2 separate regions of the Homo sapiens genome follow, and region 2 is linked to region 1. A link is an interaction called in ENCODE POLR2A ChIA-PET data of the cell type or tissue named here. Cell type or tissue: K562. All regions are shown on one strand. Each heading gives the region's core, and the rest is flanking DNA. Links, peaks and the distances in the headings are about the cores only.

What was found. Peaks named below come from ENCODE experiments on the same cell type or tissue, not always from the same donor. Only the 100,000 strongest peaks of a DNase experiment are listed, where the experiment ranks them.
Region 2: POLR2A ChIA-PET joins it to region 1 with 6 read pairs; 1 of 35 experiments calls an interaction of 5 or more read pairs at or near these places.

What each region holds. Positions count from the first base shown.
Region 1 is chr1:155,281,393-155,287,444 of GRCh38, forward strand. HCN3 (hyperpolarization activated cyclic nucleotide gated potassium channel 3) reads left to right here. Exons shown (of 8, transcript NM_020897.3): 2 at 1,019-1,448; 3 at 2,582-2,743; 4 at 3,147-3,365; 5 at 3,773-3,919; 6 at 4,332-4,572; 7 at 5,781-5,945. Among named protein-coding and RNA genes, the nearest start is that of HCN3, 7.0 kb to the left of the region's middle. RefSeq lists an enhancer at 3,260-3,760. In K562, for the core only: no CTCF peak of the experiment used is centred there; a DNase peak (open chromatin) is centred at 1,489.
Region 2 is chr1:153,432,344-153,436,970 of GRCh38, forward strand. No RefSeq gene overlaps it. Among named protein-coding and RNA genes, the nearest start is that of S100A7A, 18 kb to the left of the region's middle. RefSeq lists a cis regulatory region at 2,540-3,069. In K562, for the core only: no CTCF peak of the experiment used is centred there; a DNase peak (open chromatin) is centred at 1,098.

The DNA of each region.
Region 1 (6,052 bases), core at 1-2,500:
AGTCTCACTGTTGTCACCCAGGTTGGAGAGCAGTGGTGCGATCTCGGCTCACTGCAACCTCTGCCTTCCGGGTTCATGCCATTCTCCTGCCTCAGCCTCCTGAGTAGCTGGGGTTACAGGCTCTCGCCACCATGCCCAGCTAATTTTTGTATTTTTTGTAGAGACGAGGTTTTGCCATGTTGGCCAGATTGGTCTCAAACTCCTGACCTCAGGTGATCCGCCAGTCTCAGCCTCCCAAAGTGCTGGGATTACAGGCATGAGTCACCAGGCCTGGCCTAATTTTTAACTTTTGTAGAGATAGGATCTTACTATGTTGCCCAGGCTGGTCTTGAACTCCTGGACTCAAGTGATCCCACTTTGGCCTCCCAAAGCGCTGGGATTACAGGCGTGAGCCATAGCTTTTCTTTTGAGACAGGGTCTCGCTCTGTCAGTCAGGCTGGAGTACACCTCAGCCTCCTGAGTAGCTGGGACTTTAGGTGTGCACCACCTGGCCTGGCTAATTTTTTTTATTTGTTGTTGAGATGAGGTCTCACTATGTTGCCCAGGCTGTTTCTTGCTTCTTTTGCTCAGCATTGCATTTGTGAAATTCATCCATAGGGCTGAATGTAGCTGTAGTTGGGTAATTTCACAGCTGTATGGTATGCCAGCCCATAAATAGTGTATTTATCTACTTATCTGTCTACATTTTTCTACACAAGGACATGTGTGTTGTTCTCAAATTTAATGCTGCTATAAACATTCCTATGTGTATCTCCTGGAGCGCATATTTTCCTTGGATGTGTCTATACGTAGGAATGGGATTGCTGAGTTGCAGGGAATGCAAATGTTTAACTTCACTAGATAATGCTGAACTATTTTCCCAAATGGTGGTCCCAACTTATACTCCCAACAGCTGTAAACAGTCATTCTGTTATTGTGTATCTTTGCCCATTCTTGGCCATGTCAGCCTATCTTCTGTCAGTCTAGTGGCTGGTGAAATATCCTCATGGTCTTACTCCTCATCTCACTCCCACCTTAGGTTTTACTGGGACCTGATCATGCTGCTGCTGATGGTGGGGAACCTCATCGTCCTGCCTGTGGGCATCACCTTCTTCAAGGAGGAGAACTCCCCGCCTTGGATCGTCTTCAACGTATTGTCTGATACTTTCTTCCTACTGGATCTGGTGCTCAACTTCCGAACGGGCATCGTGGTGGAGGAGGGTGCTGAGATCCTGCTGGCACCGCGGGCCATCCGCACGCGCTACCTGCGCACCTGGTTCCTGGTTGACCTCATCTCTTCTATCCCTGTGGATTACATCTTCCTAGTGGTGGAGCTGGAGCCACGGTTGGACGCTGAGGTCTACAAAACGGCACGGGCCCTACGCATCGTTCGCTTCACCAAGATCCTAAGCCTGCTGAGGCTGCTCCGCCTCTCCCGCCTCATCCGCTACATACACCAGTGGGAGGAGGTGGGGTGGGGAGATGGCGGGCGGGGCAGTGGGTGGGGGATGTTGGGGGAGAAGGGGGCGGGGCGGCTGGTGGACTTCTCTAGGAAGATGCTATGGGTGGGGCTCCTGGTGACCTTATAGTGTGGGGAAGATGGGTGGGGCTTCCGTGCGTGAGCTCTCTCCAAAACTGGTGGGGGAGAAGCAGGAACAGAATGAGGGTTCGGGGGATGGGGCCTGGGGTGAAGATGGTGGCACAGGAGGGTGGAGCACAGCTGCCGGACACACTTTAGAGTTAGCTGGATGCTGGGCGGAGGATGAGGTGTGGAAGAAGCTGGAGCTTCAGCTTCAGAGCAGCAGAGTTTAGTGGTTCAGACTGTGGGCTCTGCAGTCTCATTGTCTTTGGTCAGATCCCAGTTTTATTGTTTACTATAGGAGACTTGGTTTTCTGTTCTATAAAATGAGAGTGTTAAATACACTTACCTGTGATAAGACTGTTAGGATTAAAGGAATTAATACATGCAAATCACTTAGAAAGGTGTCTAGCACATACTAAGTTCTCAGTGAAGCCACTATTATATATTATTATTATTATTATTTTTATTATACTTTAAGTTTTAGGGTACATGTGCACATTGTGCAGGTTAGTTACATATGTATACATGTGCTATGCTGGTGCGCTGCACCCACTAACTCGTCACCTAGCATTAGGTATATCTCCCAATGCTATCCCTCCCCCCTCCCCCCACCCATTATATATTATTATGACTGGAAAGGAGAGGGCTGCTGGATTAATTCTTACACATATGCCCTGGAGACATTACACTGTGAAATGCCCTCTCTCTTTTCTAGGCTACACCTGGGCAGCTTGTGCAATAGATTTGTTTGATTCTCTGCTGTGACACTTACTATGTGGTTCTGGGCACATGACTGACCTCAGCTTTCCTATCTATAAGATGAGAGAAATAAGAAACTGCTTTGCATTAGCTATACATGTGTGCCACAAAACTCCACACAAATGAATAATAGTTGTATTTTTTAATTCATGGGGGCTGGGGCTAGGGAGTAGTTCAGAAGAGAATTTGCCAGGCTGGGAATGGAGGAGGACAAGCAGGGAGGGGTTCCTGTCCACAGCAGCTCCTCCTCGGACTCCTCAGATCTTTCACATGACCTATGACCTGGCCAGTGCTGTGGTTCGCATCTTCAACCTCATTGGGATGATGCTGCTGCTATGTCACTGGGATGGCTGTCTGCAGTTCCTGGTGCCCATGCTGCAGGACTTCCCTCCCGACTGCTGGGTCTCCATCAACCACATGGTGGTGAGAAGTCCCCACAGCTCTGCCTTTCCTGGGCCTTCTTAGGGCTCTTCTGCCTGAGTAGCAGGGATGGCCACAGGGAGCAGGAGGTGGGAGATGATCACAACAGAAAATAGGAGCGAGGAGGTGGGGAGGAGGGAGGAAAGGGGAAGGAGACCCAGAAGAAGTGCTCGTGTGTTGGAGGGAGCAGGCAAAGGAAGGGTACCTACCCGGAAGCTGAGGCCCCCAAGTTGCAATAGAGGACCCTTTTGCCTCAGGGCCCCCCAGAACCAAACTTAAGTGCCTGCCAGGAGGAAGGCCTGCAGTAGAAGGGGCAGACAGAAAGACCAAAGAAGGAAAAGGGGCAGGCAGAGAATGAGGCTCCGAGGGGCCCATGCCCAGCTCTGCAATATACTCTGCCCCTCAGAACCACTCGTGGGGCCGCCAGTATTCCCATGCCCTGTTCAAGGCCATGAGCCACATGCTGTGCATTGGCTATGGGCAGCAGGCACCTGTAGGCATGCCCGACGTCTGGCTCACCATGCTCAGCATGATCGTAGGTGCCACATGCTACGCCATGTTCATCGGCCATGCCACGGCACTCATCCAGTCCCTGGACTCTTCCCGGCGTCAGTACCAGGAGAAGGTCAGCAGGGACAGGAGAGGGAGGTGTGGCATGGAGGGGTGTTGGAGACTGGGTAGCCTGACTTGAGGCCCATTCTGATGTGTGCCCCTGTTGCGTCTCTGTTTCCTTTCCTGCCCTGTGTCCATTTGTTCCCTGCCCCTGCATGTACCTTTTCCTTGTTTGAACCTATGCCTGTGCTTGGCCCCTCTGCTGTCCACGCCTGGGTTTTCCTATGACTGTGCTCTGTGTCTTCCCGGTATCCATCATTATCCGTATTCCTCTGTGGCCCTGTGTATCCATGTCTGGTTCCACGTTTCACCCCTTTGAGTTTGACCTGTGTCTCTGACCTTCCGCACACACACCCCACTGTGCCGGCCCCAAATCTCTCCCTCTGTCCTCTTGCCCCTGGCAATGGGCTGGCCCTCCAGTACAAGCAGGTGGAGCAGTACATGTCCTTCCACAAGCTGCCAGCAGACACGCGGCAGCGCATCCACGAGTACTATGAGCACCGCTACCAGGGCAAGATGTTCGATGAGGAAAGCATCCTGGGCGAGCTGAGCGAGCCGCTTCGCGAGGTGGGGCTGGGTTGGGCCTGGAAGGGGGGCTCTTCAGGGACCTGGAGTGCTGTCTGGTGGTAGGGGCTATTGGTCAGCAGGTGCTCCTATAGGGAATGAGGCCTGCAGAGGGCCCCGTGGGAGGCCAGGTATTTGGGCTTTCAGGGGCTAGGGTCTTTCTTGAAGGCCCTTTGAGGGTGAAGGATACATGAGGAGGGACTATAGGGATCTCTGTTTTTGGGGGATGGTCCTGCAAGGGCTCATGGGAAAGATCTGAAGGCAGGAGCTTAGGGATGGTCCCAGGCCCACTGATGCCTCCCCATCCTTTGGCAGAACATGACCCCAGGGGTGGGGTTTCTGGAAGCGGATGAGCTCGGTGGGATCATCTCAGGTCAGGGGCACAGCCTGCCTGACAGGCCCCTCCCCTGTCCAGGAGATCATTAACTTCACCTGTCGGGGCCTGGTGGCCCACATGCCGCTGTTTGCCCATGCCGACCCCAGCTTCGTCACTGCAGTTCTCACCAAGCTGCGCTTTGAGGTCTTCCAGCCGGGGGATCTCGTGGTGCGTGAGGGCTCCGTGGGGAGGAAGATGTACTTCATCCAGCATGGGCTGCTCAGTGTGCTGGCCCGCGGCGCCCGGGACACACGCCTCACCGATGGATCCTACTTTGGGGGTCAGCAGGCCTCAGGGAGGGTGGCAGGGTCACGAGCAGACAGTGGAGAGGGCAACTGCTCCCAGGCTCTGGGTCCCTGCCTCAGTACGCTGCAGAATCACAGAGCTCCAGCCCCTCCCCAGGCCTACTCAGTGAGAATCTCTGGGCTGGGGTCTGGAGCTCTATAGTTTTTGTTTGTTTGTTTGTTTGTTTGTTTTTTGAGGTGGAGTCTCGCTCTGTTGCCCAGGCTGGAGTGCAGTGGCGCAATCTCGGCTCACTGAAAGCTCTGCCTCCTGGGTTCACGCCATTCTCCTGCCTCACACTCCCGAGTAGCTGGGACCACAGGCACCCGCCACCACGCCTGGCTAATTTTTTGTATTTTTAGTAGAGACGGGGTTTCACTGTGTTAGCCAGGATGGTCTCGATCTCCTGACCTCGTGATCCGCCCGCCTCAGCCTCCCAAAGTGCTGGGATTACAGGCGTGAATCACCGTGCCAGGCCTGAGCTCTGTAGTTTTTAAAGCTTCTCAGGAGATTCTAATGCACAGCCAGGTTGCAAACTACTGGGCCAGAGGGCCTTTTAGAACCCTTAGACAGTGAAATCCAAGGATCCTATGAGATGAGGGAAAGGCAGGAGTGAAGCAGAGCTGTCCTGGAGCATAAGCTTTTTGGAGCTGCCTGGTGGCGTGTTTCAGGGACCCAGCCTGTGGCAGTAGGGGCAGTTCAGCCTTCCACTGCCCAAAGTGACCTGAGGCTTATATAATCTCTCAGTCCCCAAACCACCCACTACTCCCATCATGTTGCACTTTGCTCTTTGATACTGCTTTTCTCCTTCAGGGCTGCCCTCAGTGTTTATTCAAGGGGGTGGGAGGGGTGGGTACACTGAGTTGCCCAGGTCTACCTCTTGGGATTGAGCAGTCGGGGAGGGGTGGGAGTTAAAGTGGAGTGGAATCACTGGGAATTTAGGGCCAGCAAGACCTGCCTGGTCATCAGCCTTCATATGGAGAGAGTAGGAAGGACAGGGAGCAGTAACCCAGTAATTGTGGGGGTCTGGAGAAAGACAATGCTTGGGGTGTTTAGGGTTCCTGGGGCACGGAGGTAATAGGTAATCAATGGTTTCTCCCAAGTCTAGGGAGGAGCCTTAGAAAGTTGGGTCCACTGCTGCAGGCTCAGCAAGAGGAGTTCTGGGGACAAGGACGGGGTTCTGAAGCTTCCTCCCAATTTCTGCAGAGATCTGCCTGCTAACTAGGGGCCGGCGCACAGCCAGTGTTCGGGCTGACACCTACTGCCGCCTTTACTCACTCAGCGTGGACCATTTCAATGCTGTGCTTGAGGAGTTCCCCATGATGCGCCGGGCCTTTGAGACTGTGGCCATGGATCGGCTGCTCCGCATCGGTGAGACCTGTCCACCCCATCTGCTCTGGGTCCAGACTGTGCTCTCACCCCACCTCCAAAGCAAGGAGCCCAGGCTTTAGGGCTCCAGGGTCATATCCCAATCCATT
Region 2 (4,627 bases), core at 1-2,500, 1.8 Mb before region 1:
ATTCTCCTGAGGTTCACAAGAGATAATGGGGACAATGGTAATATATAAATATAAGGAGATGGCAGTTTTGTTTTTGTTGGGTTTTTTTTTGTAAACAATAGTGATTTTCTTTTCTTTTTTAATTTAATTTTATGGTTTTTTTTAAGTTCCGGGATACTTGCATAGGATGTGCAGGTTTGTTAGTTACATAGGTAAACATGTACCATGGTGGTTTGCTGCACCTATCAACCCATCACCTAGGTATTAAGCCCCACTTGCATTAACTATGTATCCTGATGCTCTTCCTCCCCCCGCCAAAGTGACAGGTCCCAGTGTGTGTTGTTCCCCTCCCTGTGTCCATGTGTTCTCATTGTTCAGCTTCCACTTATAAGTGAGAACGTGCAGTGCTTGGGTTTCTGTTCCTGTGTTAGTTTGCTGATGATAATGGCTTCCGGAGATGGCAGTTTTGAGAGACTTAGGGCCGATGGGGTTAATTGGAGCCAGGTCAGGTGGGGCAGCAAATTAAAACTAGCAAGAGAAAGTCCAACAAGGGGGTGACAGGTGCATCGAAATGAGAATCAGGCAACTTGCTCCTAACAAACCATGTGGCCAGCAGCGGGCACACCTCAGGCCTCTCTTTCTTCATCCATAAAATCGTATGAAATCCTGTGTCATGAAGGAGTGCTCCCATATCAGCAACACACTCCCCCACCACCATTATAATGCACTCTCCTTGATTCAGCACCCTCCAGGATCCCTTCTGAGACATACTCTCCTGGTTCCTCCTGCGTCCTTTGAAGGCAGGGGTTGGCCATTGGAGATGCTGATACTGAACTAAGTACCCTGGCTTAAATGAGAGTGACTGGATCCTACAGCAGTAGAGGCAGGTGACAGAACTTAACCATTAGAAGCAAGGTGGCCTCACAACATACCAGGCAGCAAGATTAGGCTGGCCGCAGGGGAGTGTGTCCCGCAGGGATCTACGGAGTTGGCTAAAGAGCATGGTGCTGATAGGAACAAGATATACAGGCATCTGTGTCAGAAGGAATTCAGCCTTGCCCACACAGAGGCCTGGCCTCTGCCCTGGGATTCTGGAGGTCATGTCTAAGCCCTGGAAATATCATCCCCAAGAAGCGTGTCCTTGTTTTCCTGGAAATTAGAACCACTCCAGAAAGCCTAACAATGTGATTGATGGTGGAGGCTTTGAGTCATGTCTTATCAGCTCAACTTCTGGAGGGCTGGAGACTGAGGTCAGTCACACAGGCAGTGCACCAAACGGTCCTCATAAAAACTCTGGTCACCAAAGCTCAGATAAGGTTCCCTGGTTGGCAAAGCCACAAGCTGTTGCCAGGAGCAGCACTGCCCATGACTGCACAGGGAGAGGATGACCGGATGCTCCTGCTTGGAGCTTTCCTGGACTCTGCCCCATGTGTCTCTTTCTTACATATTATAGTCTGTATCTTCTCCCTATAATCAACCACAACTATGAGTATAACCACTTTCAGTGAGTGCTGCAAGTTCTTCTGGAAAATTATCAAAACACAGGGTACTGCTAGAGACCCCTGAGCTTGTAATTGGTGTCAGCAGTGAGGGCTGTCTTGTGGACTGTGCTCCCTCCAACTCTAAAACAGCCAACAGGGTACAGCTTAATATGATCAATAAAAAGAAACCAAGAATGAAAGCAGAAGGCTTAGATCAGTCACCAGATAGAAAAGTATTATCCTTTGTCAGGTCTCCACACCTGAGCCAGTTCTCAGACCCCGAACCCATCATTAGAAAGAGAAGCCTGGTCCCCACAGAGAGACCTTGTAATATCACAGCAAATGCATATAACAGCGATTTCTTCACCTTCATCTAAGGTGCCTATGGCCAATTCCTCTGCTTGATCAGTTAGGCTCCTCGTGCCAGGACCCCAGTTGCCCCCAAAAAGGTGTAACTTCACAGGAAGGGTAATTGATTCTGATCACCATGTGGGACTGCTCCTACATAATGGGGTAGGGAGCATACTTCTGGGACTCGGGTGATCCCCTGGGGTATCAATTATTATCCCTACATATAGTTTTAACAGTAAATGGGTAAGTACAGCAACCGAGGTCTGATAAGGGCATAGGAACCAGCAGCATGCAGCCCTCAGTGATGAGAGTCTGCGCCGCCCCACCAGGTAAGCCACCTAGACCAGCAGAGGTGCCAGCCACCAGGAGGGAAATCTATAATAAATCATAGAGGGGGGAGAGGATGTGCATCAGTTGTGACCTCTAAAACAACCGCAGCAGGACAGCCTGTAGTAGCCCCCAACCCTTCTTTTGTAAAATTACCCAGAAATCAAAACCAGCTAGAACTGGAGAAGCAATCGCTGGATGGAATGAACCTGATGTGAGAAGCAAATAGATCTGAGTGGGCATAAGGTGTGGACTGCAGTAGATACTGTGATGCCCACCCTCATCCCTGTTACCTGATCCGTGTGCCCGTCTCCAGCTTCTGTTAATGTTGGCCACTAATAGGGCACGACTGCACCCTTCTCCTAAGAGCAGCCCCTGATCCAATGGAGCTCCCAGCCCGGAAATGCCTAAAAGGCTCTGCCTCTCCCTGGGGGTGGCCTATAGCCAGTGACAAATGGTGCAGGAATACACAAGGTGGGCCTCTTTGCCTCCAGGTGGGGTAACTCCATTCAGGCTGCAGAGCTCCCTGTGGGATGAGAACAAAGCTAGACTGAAGCTGAGCTCCTGTCTCCAATGAGCTTTTTCCCCGTCCATGCTGTCACCCCCATGTCCTCCCAGGTTTCCCCTGACAGCACTCCCTGATAAACCATATCACTTGCAGGGGAATCCCCATCTTAGTCTCTACTTCTAGGAAATCTTACTGTGAACTTACCCCAAATAAGTTCTCCTGGTAAAATAGAAAGGGTGATGTCAGCCAAGTATTATCTGGTGGTGGGGCAATATCACGAGTGAGGAGAATGCAAGAATCCGATAAGAAAGGAGGATAAGCCAGGCAAGGTCGCGCGCCCTGTGGTCCCAGTTACTTGGAAGGATGAGGCCAGAGGATCGAGTCCACAGTGAGCTGTGATCACACCACTGCATTCCAGTCTGGGTGACAGAGAAAGACCTCATCTACTTAAAAAAATTTTTTAATGGAGGGGGCCAGGCATGGTGGTTCTCGTCTGTAATCCCAGCACTTTGGGAGGCTGAGGCAGGATTGCTTAAAGCCAGGAGTTTGAGACCAGCCTGGGCAATCTAGCAAGACCCATCTCTATAAAAATGAAAAATTTTAAAAATAGCCAGATGTAGTGTCCTGCACCTCTAGTCCTAGCTATTAGGAAGGCTGAGCCAAGAGGATCTCTTGAGCTCAGGAAGTTGAGGCTGCAATGATCTATGATGGCACCACTGCATTCTATCCTGGGACACAGAGCAAGACACTGTCTCAAAAAAAAAAAAAAAAAAAGGAGGATAGGCTGGGCGCAGTGGCTCATGCCTGTAATCCCAGCACTTTGGGAGGTCAAGGTGGCAGATCACTTGAGGCCAGGAGTTCAAGACCAGCCTGGCCAACATGATGAAACCCCGCCTCTACTCAAAATACAAAACTTAGCTGGACGTGGTGGCTCACACCTGTAATCCCAACTACTTGGGAGGCTGAAGCATGAGAATCGCTTGAACCAGGGAGATGGAGGTTGCAGCGAGCTAAGGTTGAGCCACTGCACTCCAGCCTGGGTGACAGAGGGAGACTCCAAAAAAAAAAAAAAGAAGGAGGATAATCCTATGACATGAGGCTCAAAGATGGAGGAATTTACAGAGGTGTAAGGAATAATAGGGAAATTGGGGAAATGGTCTGAACATGGCCCTGGTGATTAAAATGAATGCTGATCCTACTGCCTGGCCCAAAGGGTTTGAAGGGCTTAAAACTGGGAAGAATTAGCAACACCCAGTGGAGAGGCCACAAGAAGATGGGCATCTTGTGGGGAGGAACAGCCATTGCATCATTTTTATTTCTGCATCTTCATTGTCTGGCAGAGTACAAGGCTCAGAGATAAGCATCACTGTCTCCTCCCTGCCCTTCATCTGATGCTCCTTATCCAACAACGACCACCCCAAAAGCATGGACCTGAATCAGCTGGACTTGTAGCCAGTTTCATGTGTTTTGGAAGGATTCCCCCACTGGCCCAAAACTGACTGTCTTGCCTTTGCATCCCCAGTGCCCAGCTGGATGCTGGCATTCAGCAAACCACATTTCTTAGAAAGACAACAATATCCACTCACACTGATCCCAACAAGCAGACACAGGAGCAAGGCCAGAGCTGCAGGGGTCAGGCCAGAGGACAGGGGTCTAGTGCTCACTGCTGCTCCTTTCTACTCATGAGAGTGGTGCAGAGAGCAAGTGCCTATCTGGCCTCTGGCAAGGCCCCAGGCAAGGGTTCCAGTTTACACCCTGATCTAGGCTCACCAAGCTAGGTAGGTAGGATGCGTCCTCCCAGGTGTGTGAGCACAGGTGAATCTCAAAGCCCAACAACCAAAAAAGAAGAGTGACCAAATCAGGATTCAGGACACTGTGGGGAGCACTCTGGAAGCAGACATTTGCTGGGGAGCATTTCTGTACCTAGTGGAGCATCTACAAAGCAGTTAACCAACAACTTCCTGTTCTGTCTAAGATACAC